Regions from separate parts of the Homo sapiens genome. Here region 1 is linked to region 2. The links are chromatin loops, found by intact Hi-C in ENCODE. Cell type or tissue: HCT116. All regions are shown on one strand. Each heading gives the region's core, and the rest is flanking DNA. Links, peaks and the distances in the headings are about the cores only.

Evidence for each region. A loop is a pair of places that touch in the nucleus more often than their neighbours do. Peaks named below come from ENCODE experiments on the same cell type or tissue, not always from the same donor. Only the 100,000 strongest peaks of a DNase experiment are listed, where the experiment ranks them.
Region 1: it touches region 2 in a loop (2.9-fold over the local background); 2 of 110 quality-filtered maps call a loop at or near these places.

What each region holds. Positions count from the first base shown.
Region 1 is chr5:33,419,633-33,428,082 of GRCh38, forward strand. It overlaps TARS1-DT (TARS1 divergent transcript), which reads right to left. Exons shown (of 3, transcript XR_001742630.2): 2 at 4,346-4,514. Among named protein-coding and RNA genes, the nearest start is that of TARS1-DT, 17 kb to the right of the region's middle. In HCT116, for the core only: a CTCF peak has its summit at 3,575 (motif pointing left); a DNase peak (open chromatin) is centred at 3,609.
Region 2 is chr5:32,585,370-32,593,819 of GRCh38, forward strand. SUB1 (SUB1 regulator of transcription) reads left to right here and starts at 188. Exons shown (of 5, transcript NM_006713.4): 1 at 188-256; 2 at 3,143-3,215; 3 at 6,194-6,316. The coding sequence starts at 3,144. RefSeq lists silencers at 362-461, 502-771. In HCT116, for the core only: a CTCF peak has its summit at 4,982 (motif pointing left); DNase peaks (open chromatin) are centred at 672 and 4,992; H3K4me3 peaks cover 1,741 bases; H3K27ac peaks cover 1,258 bases.

The sequences.
Region 1 (8,450 bases), core at 230-8,229, 830 kb after region 2:
GCATTTTTTCAGGAAGCACATTTAGCTTAGAGGTCCCATAACACATCTGCTATTTTTCCAACTGACTGGCATTCAATTCAGATTGAACTTACTAAAATGAAACATTCTCATTTAGGGTTGTGAAAGTGATTAGAAGTTGTGCATAGTTTGGTTCTTCCCAAGAACCCTACCCCAAAATATTCTTTTTTTTTTTTTTTTTTCGAGAAGGAGTCTTGCTCTGTCGCCCAGGCTGGAGTGCAGTGGCGAAATCTTGGCTCACTGCAAGCTCCGCCTACCGGGTTCGCACCATTCTCCTGCCTCAGCCTCCCAAGTAGCTGGGACTACAGGCGCCCACCACCATGCCCGGCTAATTTTTTTTTGTATTTTTAGTAGAGATGGGGTTTCACCCTGTTAGCCAGGATGGTCTCCATTTCCTGACCTCGTGATTCGCCCGCCTTCACCTCCCAAAGTGCTGGGATTACAGGCACGAGCCACTGCGCCCGGACATTTTTTAAAAAAATTCAACTTCTATTTTAGATTCAGGGGGGTACATGTGCAGGTGTGTTACCTGGGTATATTGCATGATATTCTTGATTTTTAAAAAATTGGCTCAGATGACCCCAGTGTGCTATCTTTCTCTGGGCTCCGTTTTCTTTGAAGTCCGTGAGAGTAGGAAACATCCCCAGCAGGGCTGAGTCCCTGACTGGAGCCTTGATCTCTGAATGTAAGTTTAACAAAAGCCTCAGGGTCACCCAAGTTATCATCAAGTGGGTAAGTTAAAAATGGAGGCGTGCAGACAAATTGGCCGTTTAAAAATTAAACTTATCCAGAAAGACAGTTCAACTCAGAAAGCATTTCACTTCTACAGCACCTTGGCTCACTTACTGATAATCTCTGAAGAGACATTTTTACAAAGTGAATTTGATGTGTAGCTATGTTCTATTCACTTTTATCACCAGAACTCCCTTTCTATCAAAATAACAAGAATTTGAACTCAAACTTTAGAAAGGAAAAAAAAAACAACTCAAGAGAGAAAAGGCGAGTGAAGCAGGATTTCTGTGGCTTTATTTCTTAAATTGAAAAAAGACAGCATCAGAACAAATGGTGCCTCCAGGGCTCTTGGCTGCCCTTTCTGTCCTTCCATTGTGTAACCTTTAGGAAACGACTTAGTTAAAAATAAGAAACTTTTAAAAAATAGAATTTTCTCACCCAGATATTTAATTGGTTTATTTGCAGAGATAAAATGTCCTTCTCTGATCTAAAGATGAACTTCCAAATTACATGAAAATTCATACAGAATGAGAAAATTTACTAAATTCAAAAAATGATGTTTTCGGGATTGGAGTTGTTGAAAAATAGCATCAAGATTTGAGCAATGGGAGGAGGTTTTCACTGTTAATTATTTTATCGCTAACATTTTGTCCAATTTAAGATAAATTTATTTTCTTTCCTAGATGGCTCTGGGATTAAAGCAAGTCTCAAACTCGAGGTAGAGTTTTGTAGCCAAGTTACAAGAGCTTGACAAAGTTTATCATGGGAACGCTGACGCCACCTTACAACAATGTGACTAGCACCACTATAATGTTATCAAAATATGTGGGAAATAATTTGTTTCAGTAATAGAGAAGAGAATATAAAATTGCCACACTGAAATAAAGTACATTTTCTAATTGTTTGCTGATTCTAACACAACAATTTTGCAAAACATGAAGTAATTTGAGGGAATGTAGAAATCCAGTTAGCACATACATGAGAGATATGGGCACGTGATATCCAACTTGTCTTGCTCCCTCTCTGAAACCAACTGGAATATTCCTGCAACATGCAACTTTTGTTTTTTAAGTATAAGTTCATCAAGAGGATTTAAAAAGAGGTAGAAAAATACTGAAGCCTGACCACAGAAAACAGGAAAAACAGCCGAAGGCCTCAATTTTCCAACCCAGGAATAGATAAAAAATACAACTGAAAATAGCTCAAGAAAGATATTACACAGGTCCTGGCTTTCCTTCATTTTGGAAGTGAGCAGGGAAAGCAGAACAAAGATGGGGAGAACGAATGCAAGAGCTGGTCTCTTACGGTCGCAAAGCTCCATCCTATTTGGATAGCCATGGTTTTACCTGCATTCATGACACATCACATCTCAGTATTGATTCAGAGAGTGGTCCCATTTTCTCATCTCTGGAAGAATCTCTGTGATCACTTCTTAACTTTTGGAAAGTAGATTAGTCCAGCTACTTCATCATCCACAGAGAAGTTAACCTCTGGGCTTCCCATATGTTCTAGCTCTTTAATGTTGAGCTCTTCCAGTTTCCGTAGCTCATCTCCACAGGGAGAGCTCTTCTTGGGAGAATGTGTCCATTCACGTTTTCTAACTATCATCATCTTGATAGCTTACAACTATATAGAACTTTCCATTTTCCACAACTCCTTCAAATATCCAACAGCACCTCTGTGCAGTAGTATTATTCTTCTCAGTTTACTGAGGCAACAGAGCCAGTATTAACAGGCTCACTATTTATATACATAATCCAACCTTACACTCACTCTGGAAAAAGGATTTATTGTAACTTCACAGTTATAAGAATTACATAAATGACTTCCCTATATAAGCAATATTTAACTGCTTTTGGACACCAAGACTTCATTTTGAACATTTTGTAGAAAATCCTTCTCAAAAGGCTTGTATGTCACAAAGCACTGTCAATATAATTTAACCTGTTCTCGAAGACACAAGGTTGTAATCAGAAACATCTGTTATTTTGTAATGATGTAAGATAGATTTGTTTCTTTGAGTCTAGCAATCCTCCCCTCTCCTCTTATCAGGCTATCTGCTGCAATTCTGCCTCTTACAGCCCTGTTTCTCTCTCAAATCCTCTCGCACAACTAAGTATTGGGAATCATAAATAAGAGAACCACAATTATTAAGAACTGCATGTTAGACAAAGTTCAAAGGATTACATAAAAATTAATGTTAATTAGTTTGGTTCAGAAACCTAAAAGTTATTTCACTTCTCAAAGAAAGCTGTTTTAAAAAACTTATTTTCTATCCAGAGCCATTTTAAGAAAAGAAAACCTGAAATTCCCAAAGTCCGAAATTCAGATAAGCTAGGTGTGTGTGAACTTTAATTTCCACTTTTATTCACATCTACCCAATTTCTTACATCATCCTGTAAATTATCTTCAAATAGGGTTTTAAGGCAGTCTAGTAATCTATGAGTAATAACTACTTTTTATCTATTGTTATTGATATTATATTGAATCATAGAATTTTTTAACAATTGGTTCCCCAAATTACTTTGAGTGATAGTTCAAGAAGAAAAAGAAAAAATTATCATTACCAAAGTTGACAGCTGATGTAAAAACATCATTTCAAACATCATTCATTTTAAAGAGAGATGGCTCCACTGGAATAGAAATCAGGAGGTCTGGTATTAATGCTAGCTAGCAGTGTGAATTTAGCTAAGTAATTTGATCTATCCAGTCCAAATAGTCTTTTTTTTTAATTAACAGATATGATTGAACAAATACAGTTTTTAAGGTCCTGCTCAACTCCCAGATCTTGATATTTACAAAAAAAAAAATTAGAATAGCAAAAATCTGTGACAAGCGTGACATCTAGTGGCTTTTCAGTTTATATACATCCTGACCTATCAAGAATTCCAACGAAGTCACCATTGATTACTATAGTCTCATGCATGCAAATATTTAGAATTTTTAACTTAGAGGAATCTAGGGGATCATATACTTCAACCTTCTCATTTTCCACTAGTGAAAACGGAGAACCAAAGTGGTAATTTTTGTCCATGCTTAAGGTCACAGAGGTAGAGGTTGCCCAAAGCCTACTGACTCCCAATCCAGCATGTTTGTCATTACATTTGTACCCTCAAAAGCCAAAGAAGGAAAGAAATAATACTTTAAAAAATTGTATTCCTTTGTACAAAATTATTTTCTAATATCAAACCTGTTAGTGATAATTACACTGTTTTGTAATGTTTGTTTACTTATTTAAGTTTTTCTATAAGTTTCATGAGGTTAGAAACCCCAGGCCTCACTCATCTTTGTAGCTCCAGCACCCAGGCCTATACTGACCCTATCACTGATGCCCTAATCTATCTATCTAGCTAGCTAGCTAGCTATCATCTATCTAATCTATCTCTATCATCTATCTAATCTATTATCTATCACCTATCTATCATCTCTATAAAGCAAGAATAGTACATTGTCAATATATCCTTTTTAAAATGTAGTGGGGAGTGTGTAATTTTATAAAATGAGCACATATTGTATATGATTTGTGTGACCAAAAGGAAAACACATTTATTGGGCTGGGTTTTCCCACCTTTCCTTTGAAAAACCAAGTATTTACCTTCTGCATTATTTTGGTGGGGCTGACCCAGTCTCCTGCAGTCCCAGTGAGTTCATGACCAAAGCTTGGCAAGTCTCCATTTGTCTTCCAGTGGGCACAGTGACTGGCTCAGGGACTTTTCCGGTAAAGCCACTGGGAAAGATGGCTCCTCTTCCTCTGGGATCTTGAGCTACAAAGATGTAAAGATAAAATAGAAAAATTAGTGGCCCTTTTCTCCTGGCACATGGAAATAGCTTTCGTAAAACTGAAGTTAGCACGTGAAGGGAAGCAGAGATAGAGACTGGATTCATCATTAAAGCCTCTGAATCTGGCCATGCCATTTTTTGTTTGTTTAAACTTGCTTGAGCGGGTTTCTGTCTCTTGAAATCAAGTGCTGATAATATTAAAATATATCACTCAAAGGCTGAGTGCAGTGGCTCATGCCTGTAATCCCAGCACTTTGGGAGGCCAAGATAGGTGGATACTTGACGTCAGGAGTTCGAGACCAGCCTGACCAATATGGTGAAACTCCATCTCTACTTAGAAAAAAAAAAAAAAAAATTAGCCAGGCATGGTGTCACGTGCCTGTAATCCCAGCTACTTGGAAGGCTGAGGAAGGAGAAGTGCTTACCTGGGAGGTGGAGGTTGCAGTGAGCTGAGATCATACCACTGCACTCCAGCCTGGGTTACAGAGCAAGACTCTTGTCTCCAAAAAAATAATAATAATTAAAATATATGACTCAAAAAAGCAATTTTTTGAGGACAAGCCTTTCAGTTCCCAACTGTTTCCATGCAAAACAAGGCAGTTTTATCAACTCAGCTTGAAAATAGGAAATCATATCCTAGATATGAGATACCAATTATCTCTTCCTCCTTCTCTTAATGCTTATATTGCAGCATCTGATTCAGCTATTGAAAATGTATTGCGAATCTTTTTTCAATCCTTTTTTTATCTTTAATTTTAGGTTTAGGGGTACATGTGCAGGTTTATTATATAGGCAAACTGTGTGTTTTGGAGGTTTAGCACACAGGTAATGTTGTCACCTGAGTAATAAGCATAGTACCTGATGGGTACTTTTCTGACCCTCTCCCTCCTCTTACCCTCTACCCTCAAGTAGGCCCCAGGGTCTGTTGTTCCTCTCCTAGTGGATCCATGTGTTCTCATTGTTTAGGCCCCATTTATAAGTGAGAACGTGAATATTCATTTTTCTGTTTCCTGCATTAGTTTGCTTAGGATAATGGCCTCCAGCTCCATCCATGTTGTCACAAAAGATGTGATCTTATTCTTTTTTGTGACTGCATAGTACTCCAGGGTGTATAGGCACCACATTTTCTTTATCTAGTCTACTGTTGATGGGCATTTAGGTTAATTCTGTCTTTGCTGTTGTGGATAGTGCTGCAATGAACATACCATGCATGTGTCTTTATAGTAGAATGATTTATATTCCTTTGGGTATATACCCAATAATGGAATTCCTGGGTCAAATAGTATTTCTGTTTAAAGAGCTTTGAGAAATCACCACACTGCTTTCCACAATGGCTGAACTAATTTACATTCCCACCAGCAGTGTATAAGCATTCCGTTTTATCCACAACCTTGCCAGCATCTGTTTTTTTTAAAATTTTTTTAATATTAGCCATTCTTACTGGTATGAGATGGTGTCTCATTTTGGTTTTGATTTACATTCCTCTAATTATTAGTGATGTTGAGCGTTTTTCATATGCTTATTGATTGCATGTATCTCTTCTTTGGAAAAGTGTTCATGTCCTTACCCCACTTTTTAATGGGGTTGTTGGTTTTTTGCTTGCAAATTTGTTTAAGTTCTTTATTGATTCTGGACATGAAACCTTTGTCAGATGCATAGTTTGCAAATATTTTCTCCAATTCCATAAGTTGCCTGTTTACTCTGTTGATAGTTTATTTTGCTGTGCAGAATCCCTTTAATTTAATTAGATCCCATTTGTCAATTTTTTTTGTTGCAATTGTTTTTGGCATCTTTGTTGTGAAACCTTCGACAAGTCCTATGTCCAGAATAGTATTTCCTAAGTTATCTTCCAAGGATTTTATACTTTCAGGTTTTACATTTAAGTATTTAATCTACCTTGAGTTGATTTTTTTAATATGTGTTATAAGATAGCAGTCCAGTCTCAATCTTCTGCATATGACTAGCCAGTTATCCCAGCACCATTTTATGAATGTGGAGTCCTTTTCCCATTATTTATTTCTGTCAGCTTTGTCAAAAATCAGATGATTATAGGTGTGTGGCATTATTTCTCAGGTCTCTATTCTGTTCTATTGGTCTGTGTGTCTGTTTTTGTATCAGTACTATGCCGTTTTGGTTACTGTAGCCCTGTAGTATAGTTTGTGCCTTGTAATTGGGGCATTAAACCTGTTTACATTGAAGGTTAATATTAGTATGTGTGGATTTGATCCTATTATCATGTTGTTAGCTGGTCATTATGCATACTATAAACATTGCTATATAGTATCACTGGTCTGTGTATCTAAGTGTGTTTTTGTAGTGGCTGGTAATGGTCTTTTCTTTCCATAATTAGTGCCCCTTTCAGGACCTCTTGTAGCACAGGTTTGATAGTAATGAATTCCCTTAGCATTTGCTTATCTAAAAAGGATCTTATTTATCCTTCACTTAGTTTGGTGGGATATGAAATTATTGGCTAGAAATTTTTTTCTTTAAGAATGTTGAATATAGGCCCCCAATCTTTTCTGGCTTGTAGAGTTTCTGCTGAAAGGTCAACTGTTAGCCTGGTGGTTCCCTTTGTAGGTGACCTGCCCTTATTTCTTGCTGCCTTTAACATTTTTCCTTTCATTTTGACCTTGAAAAAACTGATAATTATGTGTCTTGGAATGATCTTCTTGGGTAATAGCTCACGAGGGTTCTTTGTATTTCCCAGATTTGCATGTTGGCCTCTCTAGCAAGGTTGGAGAAGATTTAATGGACAATATCCTAGAATATATTTTCCAAATTGCTTGGTTTCTCTCCTTCTTCCTCAGGCACACCAATGAGTCATATATTGGGTCTCTTTCCACAATCCCATATTTCTTGGAGGTTTTATTCATTCTCCTTTATTGTTTTTTCTTATTTTTGTCTGACAGTTATTTCAGAGGATCAGTGTCAAGCTCTGAGATTTTTTTCCTCAGCTTGGCCTATTCGGTTGTTAATACTTGCCATTGCATTATGCAATTCTTGTAGTGTGTTTTTCAGCTCTATCAGATCAGTTTGGTTCCTTTGTATAATGACTATTTTGTCTATCAGTTCCTGTATTTTTTTATTGTGATTCTTAGCTTCTGTGGAGTGGGTTTCAATGTTCTCCTGAATCTCAATGACCTTTATTCCTATGTATATTCTGAATTCTATTTCTATCATTTCAGCCATTTCAGCCTGGTTAAGAATGCTTGCTGGGGAACTAGTGTGATCACTTGGAAGAAAGAAGGCACTCTGGCCTTTTGAGTTGCCAGAGTTCTTGTGCTGGCTCTTTCTTATTGTGTGGGCTGATGTTCCTTCAGTCTTTGAAGTTGCTGTCCTTTGTTTTTGTTTTTGTTGTTGTTTTTGTTGTCCTTTGATGCCCTTGGAAATTTGATTATGTATGATATAAGGTGAGTTCAGTTGATTGGATTCAATTCTTGTTCACTACTGGGTCTTGGAGAAGCCTCCTCTGATTACTGTTTCCATGCCCACGTTTCTTTTGTTGAGTGTTCTGGTCCACTGGGCTCCCTTCGGTAGGGGCTGCAGTTAGTAGACAAGCTGTATCCTTGCCAAGTCAGCCCTAATCTGCTGTCTGGGTACTTCCTGGAAAACATGGGTTGTGCCTGTCTGCAGAATTCAGGCAGAAGTAGGACCTCTGGGTTGTAAACTCTAGTGGATGTGGCCTGTCTGGCTATGGGAGGGGAGGATGGATGGAGTTGCCTGCCCTGCTGTAGGGGTTTTCAGGGCAACAGGAGGCTGAACTCTTTGGTAAATTCAGGCAGAAGTAGAACCACTGGGCGAGAAGCTCTAGCAGATGTGGCTCCCCTGGCTACCAGTGGTGGGAGTGGGTGAGGATAACTGCCTTGTTGTCCAGATGCTTCCTGGAACAACAGGAGGCTGCACCCACTAGCTGAATTTCC
Region 2 (8,450 bases), core at 134-8,133:
TCTTTCATTCTCTCAAGGGTCAGATGTAATCTTCCAACATCTGACTTTCGCGTCACCCATTTAGGAAGAGACGCGGTCCCTTTAAGGCCCTGGAAAGGGTCTAAGTGTTGGTTTCTGTGGGGAGGCCACGCCCCATCACGTGACCGCAGCCCCAGCGCGGCGGGGCCGGCGTCTCCTGGCTGCCGTCACTTCCGGTTCTCTGTCAGTCGCGAGCGAACGACCAAGAGGGTGTTCGACTGCTAGAGCCGAGCGAAGCGTGAGTGCGCGGGACCCCCTACCCCTACTCCTCGGGGCCCCCACCCTCCCAGCCGGGCCGTGAGCTGCCTTCGGCCCTCCACTCCTCTCGCCGGCAATGGCCGCGGGAAATGGCGGCTCTGCCTTACCTCCCCCTTCCCCTCGGCGTCCCCGGCCCCCTTCTCCGTTTCTGACTCCACGCCTGACGCGCTGTGGGCCCTTCCGCGGTAGACTCCTGTCCCCGGGGAGCCGAGTCGAGGCGGCGGGCGCTGCGGCCCGGGGCGGTAGATTGAGGGCGGCCGGGGAGTGAGGAGTCGCGGGGAGAGAGTCGCGGCGTCCCCGGGACAATGCGGCGGCGGCCTGCCTAGGTGGGGCGCGTGCGGTTACCTACTCTTCCCCCGCCCCTCGCCCTGAGCGGGGCGCTCTGGAGACTGGGAGAGCGGATGCGGGCGGGAGGGGGCCGGGGGAAGAACGGCTGATGTGCAGGGGGAGGGAACGCTTCGAGAGAAGAAAATGGCGCTTGGTGCAAATCCCGCCCCTTCCCACGCCGTCTTCTCCGCACTTCGCCGCCTCCCACGCCCCCTCCGACCAACCTGTCTCCCCTCGCCCGAGCGGCTGCTAGCCACGGGGTTCTAGCGGCTTGCTGGGGCCGCGCGACCCCTTCCCTGGTCTTGTGCTTGTCACCTTCCTGTTATACCGAAGTCGTGTGCCCTTCAGTCCTGGTTCATTTTCACCTCGTTTTTTTCTGATCTTTCCCTCAATCAGCAAAGGCTGAAGATTTCGTTTCTCTTTTTAAAGTTGCGTTTTGTATAAATTCTACAATAGTGGTTTCAGTATCAGTTACTTGAATTACAAGCTGCTTCTCCCCCCACCCCCACATTGGAACAGGCTCATTAAGGTAAATATATATTTGTTAAAAGTTTAGAGGCTGGTTTTAGTTACCGTTACCTTTCTTCTCCAGTGGACTTCTTTGGGTTGAGTACCAGGTGGTTCTTTGAAAAATTCTTAGGCCCCCAGGCAGTTTTTGATAACAGACGGTAGTTATGATCGACAGTTTCAAAGTGAAAAATTATGTTCAATTTAATTACCTTTTTAAAAAATATCTTTTTGTCGTATTAATTAGCATAAAAAACTTAACTAAATTGATTTTAGAGATGAGGTTGCAAAATGGAGCAGAAACAGGAAAAACGGATAAAACGTGGTCATGAACATTGCTTTTCCCTTCTGAATTTACCCTTGAAGACATTACCAGTTAAAATCAGATTGAGCTTTTTGAATTTAATGGCTAGGATTGGGGTGGCCCACTTCTTTTTCCTTGACCTCCTATTTTGGAACATATGCAATGTCAGTGCTAATGCAAGTTTCATCTAGAGAGCTAGATTATTTATGATTTTTTTTTAAGGAGGAATTTTAAGTCTTTTTTTCTTGTATTAAACAAATACAGTGTGTGATGTGTTTATTAGGCCCTTTAACGCATACAGAAATTAGCTAATTTATGCCTAGTGTTCCATTATTGGAACGCTAAGCATGTGGGAGTTATTTATGTGCTACTGCTCAAGATCATCGCCAAGGTCTGCTTGCATAAATTCAAAAAATTGCAACCTCTGGCATAAATGGGTTAATAGGACCTAATCTCTTCTGAGATGGGGAGAGCAAAAGATATTTTGATAATCAGCGTTTTATGACCTGGTGTTATAAGTGCCTTGAATAGAGGTATCCACGTATCTTGGAATTCCTTGAAATTTGGGGCTTAGGCTTACTGATAGTTTGCTTTCTGCAAACTTGCACTCAGGCACTCAGTAAACACCCACTTGTAAGCAAGGCACTAAGTTATCTATGTCTCTGGGGGGACCTGGGAAGTTACCAGCATGGTAGGAATTTGCGGGAAGGTTTTGCACCTCCCATAAATAGGTTTTGCACCTCCCATAAATAGGTTCTTCAAATTTTAATTATGTTCCAGAGTAGAAAAATCTGTGTAAAATGTAATGAATTGCTGTGAATTGTGTAAGATTTTTTTTTTTTTTTGAGATGGAGTCTTGCTTTGTTGCCCAGGCCGGAGTGCAATGATGTGACCTTGTGTCACTGCAACCTCTGCCTCCGGTGTTGAAGCGATTCTCCTGCCTCAGTCTCCCGAATTGCTGGGACTACAGGTGTGCCACCGTGCCCTGTTAATTTTTGTATTTTTAGTGGAGATAGGGTTTCACCATGTTGGCCAGGCTGGTCTCGAACTCCTGACCTCAGGTGATCCGCCTGCTTTGGCCTCCTAAAGTTTTGGGATTACAGGCGTGAACCATCGTTCCCGGCCTGAATTGCGTATAATTTTGTGTACTCTTGAATTAGTACCTGTCGTTATTTTGGTGATACGGCCAAAAAGTCAAAATATGAATAAAATATTATGTAAAAATTAATTAGATGTCACATTTGCATAGTACAGCTAGTTCCCTGTTGTGTAAATGTTGGGGTCAGTTCCCCATAGTGAATAATTTTACGTTAGTTCCAATCTCGTTGATGAGAAGTCTAAAGCAGTAATAGTAGAATTACATTTCTTCTGGTTTTAATAGTAATTGTTGTCTGCTGCCTTCTTGCAGTTTACCCTACCCATAGTGTGTAATGCCATTAAAACGAAGTATAGAAAGATCCATTGGCCTGGAGAAAGGTTAGAGGTGTAGGAGTGTATGACATTTAGTTCATTGTTCTTACTGGGTTCAGCACATTGCACCCTGCGTGTTATTTGCAACTTAAAAGGGTATAGATTAAAACTTGTGCTCAGTGTAACAACTCAGTACCACAAAAATGGTAGAATGAACCGTGGAACTTGTCCTTGATTTTTTTCTTTGATTGGGGGAGAGCTAAGTTGAAAGTAGTAGAGTACCTTATTAATTATTTTTGTAATGTATTTTTCTTTCAGGATGCCTAAATCAAAGGAACTTGTTTCTTCAAGCTCTTCTGGCAGTGATTCTGACAGTGAGGTTGACAAAAAGGTGACTACTGCTGCACCAAGTCATTTTGGTGATACTCAACAATATTGTCCATATCCCATTCTGAAGGATAGTAAAAGGTGTATTAACATCTTAAAATGAGGATCTAGCTGGGCGCGGTGGCTCATGCCTGTTATCCTACTTCTTTGGGAGGCCGAGGTGGCAGGATTGCTTGAGGCCAAGAGTTCAAGACCAACCAGGCTAACATAGCAAGAACCTGTCTCTTTAAAAAAATAAATAAATAAAAAATAAAAAATAAGAATGTGAATGGGTATTTCTGGAGGTACGGTTGGTCTCTGGACCACTTGACTAGAAGTGCCTAGGATGCTTTTTGCACATTCATACTCATAGGCCCTAAATCAGACTTAACAAGTCTTCTGTTGAGCATCATTAGGAACCCTAAAGTTGCAGAAACACTGCCTTGCATCCTAGGGTCATAGAATTCTAAGTAGGCCAAAGTCACTATTTGCCGTTATTTAGAAATTTACCAGATTTTTTTTTGTAAAATGTTAATTTTTTTTTTTAAAGACAGGGTCTTACTCTCTTGCCGAGGCTGGAGTGTGGTGGCACCATCATGGCTCACTGCAGCCTCGACCTCCTGGTCTCAAGCAGTCCTCCCACCTCTGCCTCCAGAGTAGCTGGGACTACAGGCATCATGCCTGGTTAATTAAAAAAAAAATGTTTTTGTAGGGACCAGGTATTGCTGTGTTGCTAAGGCTGGTCTCAAACTCCTGGCCTCAGGCAATTCTTCTGCCTCAGACTCCCAAAGTGCTGGGATTACAGGTGTGAGCCATCATGAGTGGCCATAAAATGTTAATTTTGACAGTTCTCTTAGTTACTGGTGTTTATTCTGCACATAAGGTTTTCTGAATTTTAGACTTGGTACATTTTTAAGTTTGTACTAAGTTTGTGCTCTGGTCCCTTCCATTTAATTAAATCAGCACGCAGTAAAGCTAACTTGAAACCCATTGACAAGATAGGCTTTTTCTGCATTAGATGACAGCTGCACCGTAATTGGTGAATTTCGCTAAATTGAGCATCTCAGTGGAGCATAACTGAGCGTCTCACTCTGCGGTCAAGTCTTCCGTGCAGAATTGTCTTTTATCGCATAGAACTTTACATATCTGAAGAGATATTTATATCCTAGAAATAGAATAAGTTGGTCGTGTTTTTCCTAATTAGTATATATCCTTTGTAAAATAGTAAGTAATGACTAGCACTGGTAGACCTGTGATTTCCGAAAGTTTATTCAAAAGAAGCAGGCTCCCTATCTTTTTTTTTTCCTCCTGAAGCTTAGCAATTTTAGCTAAAAGAAAAGGGGAGAGCGTATGGGAGATTGGAGAAGTTGCAACCTTAAAGTATAAATATAGAATATAACAACACATGGAAGGGTAAAATAAGGCTTCAAAGACTATACTTGAGTAAATTTCTTAATTTTAAAATTTGCACCCTATATAGTATTTGAGTATGTTGATGTAACACATGTGTATTGAGCTTTTATTTGCCAGACATGCACTATTCCACAGGGAATACTTAGAGCCTGATTTATAGAATAATTGCTTTCTGCATATTGAGCTAACTTTTTGTTTGTCCCAAATAGTAATATTACTCTTGTAAACACTTAACCTTGTATACCACATTTTTCATTTCATGTTTTACATGTATATAATATTTTTCCTAGCTTCATCTAATTTGGTAACATTCAATTAATTTAGTAACATTAAAATATTTATACTATTCCATCAAGAAGGAACATGACTGCCCTCTTCTGTTTGGGTTGGGTATTGTAGTGGTTTTTATGGGTTAGCTCTTTTTGAGAATGCGACTTTCTAATAAGCTTTTAAAATAATGCTGTTTTTAAAACAACGTTGTGATTTTTGAAAGCTAGTCTAACACATAGCTGTCTACAATGATTTTTTTTTTTTTTGTAATGAGGAAGTTCTTGAGTTGCTGGCTGTCAGTGCCCAGTGCAAAATAGCTCTCTAAAGATTTGCCTAATTGTAAATTCCTTTTTTTTTAATTTTTTATTTTGAGATGAAGTTTTGCTTTTGTTGCCCAGGCTGGAGTGTAATGGCGCGATCTCGGCTCACTGCAACCTTCGCGTCCCGGGTTCAAGCGATTCTCCTGCCTCAGCCTTCCGAGTAGCTGGGATTACAGGCGTGTGCCACCACGCCTGGCTAATTTTTTTTTTTTTTTTTTTTTTTGAGATGGAGTATCGCTCTGTTGCCCAGGCTGGAGTGCAATGGCACGATCTCGGCTCACTGCAACCTCAGCCTCCTGGATTCAAGCAGTTCTCTGCCTCAGCCTCCCTAGTAGCTGGGATTATAGGTGCCCACCACCACGCCTGGCTAACTTTTTTTGTATTTTTAGTGGAGATGGGGTTTCACCATGTGGCCAGGCTGGTCTCGAACTCCTGACCTCAAGTGATCCTCCCGCCTCGGACTCCCAAAGTGCTGGGATTACAGGTGTGAGCTACCGCGCCCGGCCCATAAATTCCTTAAGCCAGCATAAATTCCTTTTGGAATAGGCAGGACATAAATAAACATATCCTGGAAATGGAATAAGTTGGTTATATTCTTTTTAATTAGTATATCTGCTTCGTAAAATAAGTAACTGACTAGCCTTAGTAGACTGTGGTTTCCAGGTTTATTCAGAAGTAGCAAGATCCCTCCATTTTTTTTTCTACCAAAGAAATCGTATGTGGGATCCCAAACCACAAAATAACCGTTCCTGTGGTTAATACTACTATAATGCCTGAAGTGTCTTTTGGGATCCTGAGAACAGAGTTTGAAAACATTACTAGACAGAAGGATTGGTTAGATTCATAGTTTTGTTGTTGAGTGAAACTTGCTTATGTATATATTTATGATATTTTGGATGTAGTCTTTTGATTGTTTAAATCTTAAAAAGTAATGGGATCTTTTGACACTGGGGTATGTTTTATTTTTATGTGTGCAAATTTTAACCATATTCTTTTCTAGTTAAAGAGGAAAAAGCAAGTTGCTCCAGAAAAACCTGTAAAGAAACAAAAGACAGGTGAGACTTCGAGAGCCCTGTCATCTTCTAAACAGAGCAGCAGCAGCAGAGATGATAACATGTTTCAGGTAAAGTTGGCTATTTTTTTTTTTTTTTTTTTTGACATGGAGTCATGCTCTGTCACCCAGGCTGGAGTGCAGTGGCGCCATCTCGGCTCACTGCAACCTCAGCCTCCTGAGTTCAAGCAGTTCTCTGCCTCAGCCTCCCGAGTAGCTAGGATTACAGGCATCCGCCACCAGACCTGGCTAATTTTTGTATTTTTAGTAGAGATGGGGTTTCACCATCTTGGCCAGGCTGGTCTTGAACTCCTGACCTTGTGATCCAACTGCCTCAGCCTCCAAAAGTGCTGGGTTTACAGGTGTGAGCCACCATGCCTTGCCAAAGTTGGCTGTTTCTTTAGATTCAGAGGAATTATTATCTGGCTTGATCTGAAGAATGTTAAAAGTACTATGATCTGATAATTGCCTAATATGTATGTTACAATCTTCTTAACTAGGGACATTTATTAAAATAGAACAAACTAGTAAAAGTATTTTGTACGATGCTGGATTATTGTTAAAGTCTCTAAAGTCTAGTTTTGCTGTATTTAAACCAATGCAAATTTAATTGAGAACTGCACATTTTGAAAGCAACTTGGAGGAGGCAGGTCAAGTGTTGGGACAGTAAAGTATGAATAGATTATTATGGGACAGGAAGCAGCAATGTGACATGCCTAATTTTGGCCTGATGAGCAACAGAAAAGGGGAATGGGTTGAATAGATAAAGTGAAGGAAGTTCATTAGAGGGACTTGATGAAATCACCTAGAGAGGACTCGTATAGCTTTTTCTCTTGGGTTTCCTGTCTTGTTTTAGGGAGACTTGACACTGGCATCTTTGTACAAGAAGGATTTGTGAGGAAGGGATGTTGGGGAATAAATGAATGCAGGTGAGATTGCTTAGGTAATTGTAGGCTTTAATCTGTATGTGAGGTGATAAGGGCTTAGATGGTTTTTCCTAAAGAAGAAATTATGCCAATTACAAGATACAGGTTAGGAAGAATGGACCAGAGGAATTAGGCAGTCAGTGAAGATGTGGACTTGATTGTGGATGTGATTGAAAAAAAAAATGGTGTTGCTTCTGTAGCACCTGAAGGGCTTAGTTGGGAAATGTTCATGTGGGATTATCAGCATGGTTGACTAAAGCTGCCTACTGAAGTATTAAACAGAGGAAGAACAGGAAGCAGATGAGGGGATGTCTTGGGTTATATTCAGATAGAGAATGGAAGGAAAAAGAGGATGTAGGTTAAGAGAGAGGGTGAAGGAAAATTAGAAGAGTGCAGTAATGGGAGCAAGAAAAGGATGAGTGTTTCCAGGAGCTATAAGTATTAGTTGAAACCAAAAAGTTGGGTGGAACGAGACTACAATTTTTTTTTTGAGACAGGGTCTCTGCTCTGTCACCCAGGCTGGAGTGCAGTGGTGTGATCTCTGCTCACTGCAACTTCCGCTTCCTGGGCTCAAATGATCCTCCTGCCTCAGCCTCCTGAGTAACTGGGACTACAGGCAATGCTCCATGACGCCTGGCAAATTTTCTTTGTTGTTGGTAGAAACAGTATTGCCCAGGCTGGTCTTGAACTCCTGAGCTCAAGTGATGCGCCCACCTTGGCTTCTGAAAGTGCTGGGATTACAGGCGTGAGCCACCGTGACTGGCCAAGACTGTAGACATTTATATGACTAGAAAGTAAGGCTAACACATGTATATTTTGACCTGTTGATAACTTTGAAAGGTGGAGTGCCAAGATTAAGGTGAGAATGGGAAAATTTAAGTTTTTTTTTTCCTATTGCTTATTTTTGCCTTGTTATACTTCTAGGTAAAAAAGATAGACAAAGTGCAGATGAACTATTTAGTTCAGAACACACATTTTAGAGATTCTGTTCTGTTAAGAGGAGTTTTGTGAAAACTAGATCTAATTTTAGGAATTTTCTCACCAGAAAAACGGAGCTTCATTTCTTAAACCCTCATCTGGAAAGATTCCTAAGCCTCCTAAGGCTGACATTGCACCTTTTGAAAGCCTGCCTCTAGGAGGAACATAGGTCATCTTTTCTTTTTTTTTTTTTTGAGACGGAGTCTCGCTCTGTCACCAGGCTGGAGTGCAGTAGCACGAATCTCGGCTCACTGCAACCTCCGCCTCCTGGGTTCAAGAGATTCTCCTGCCTCAGTCTCCTG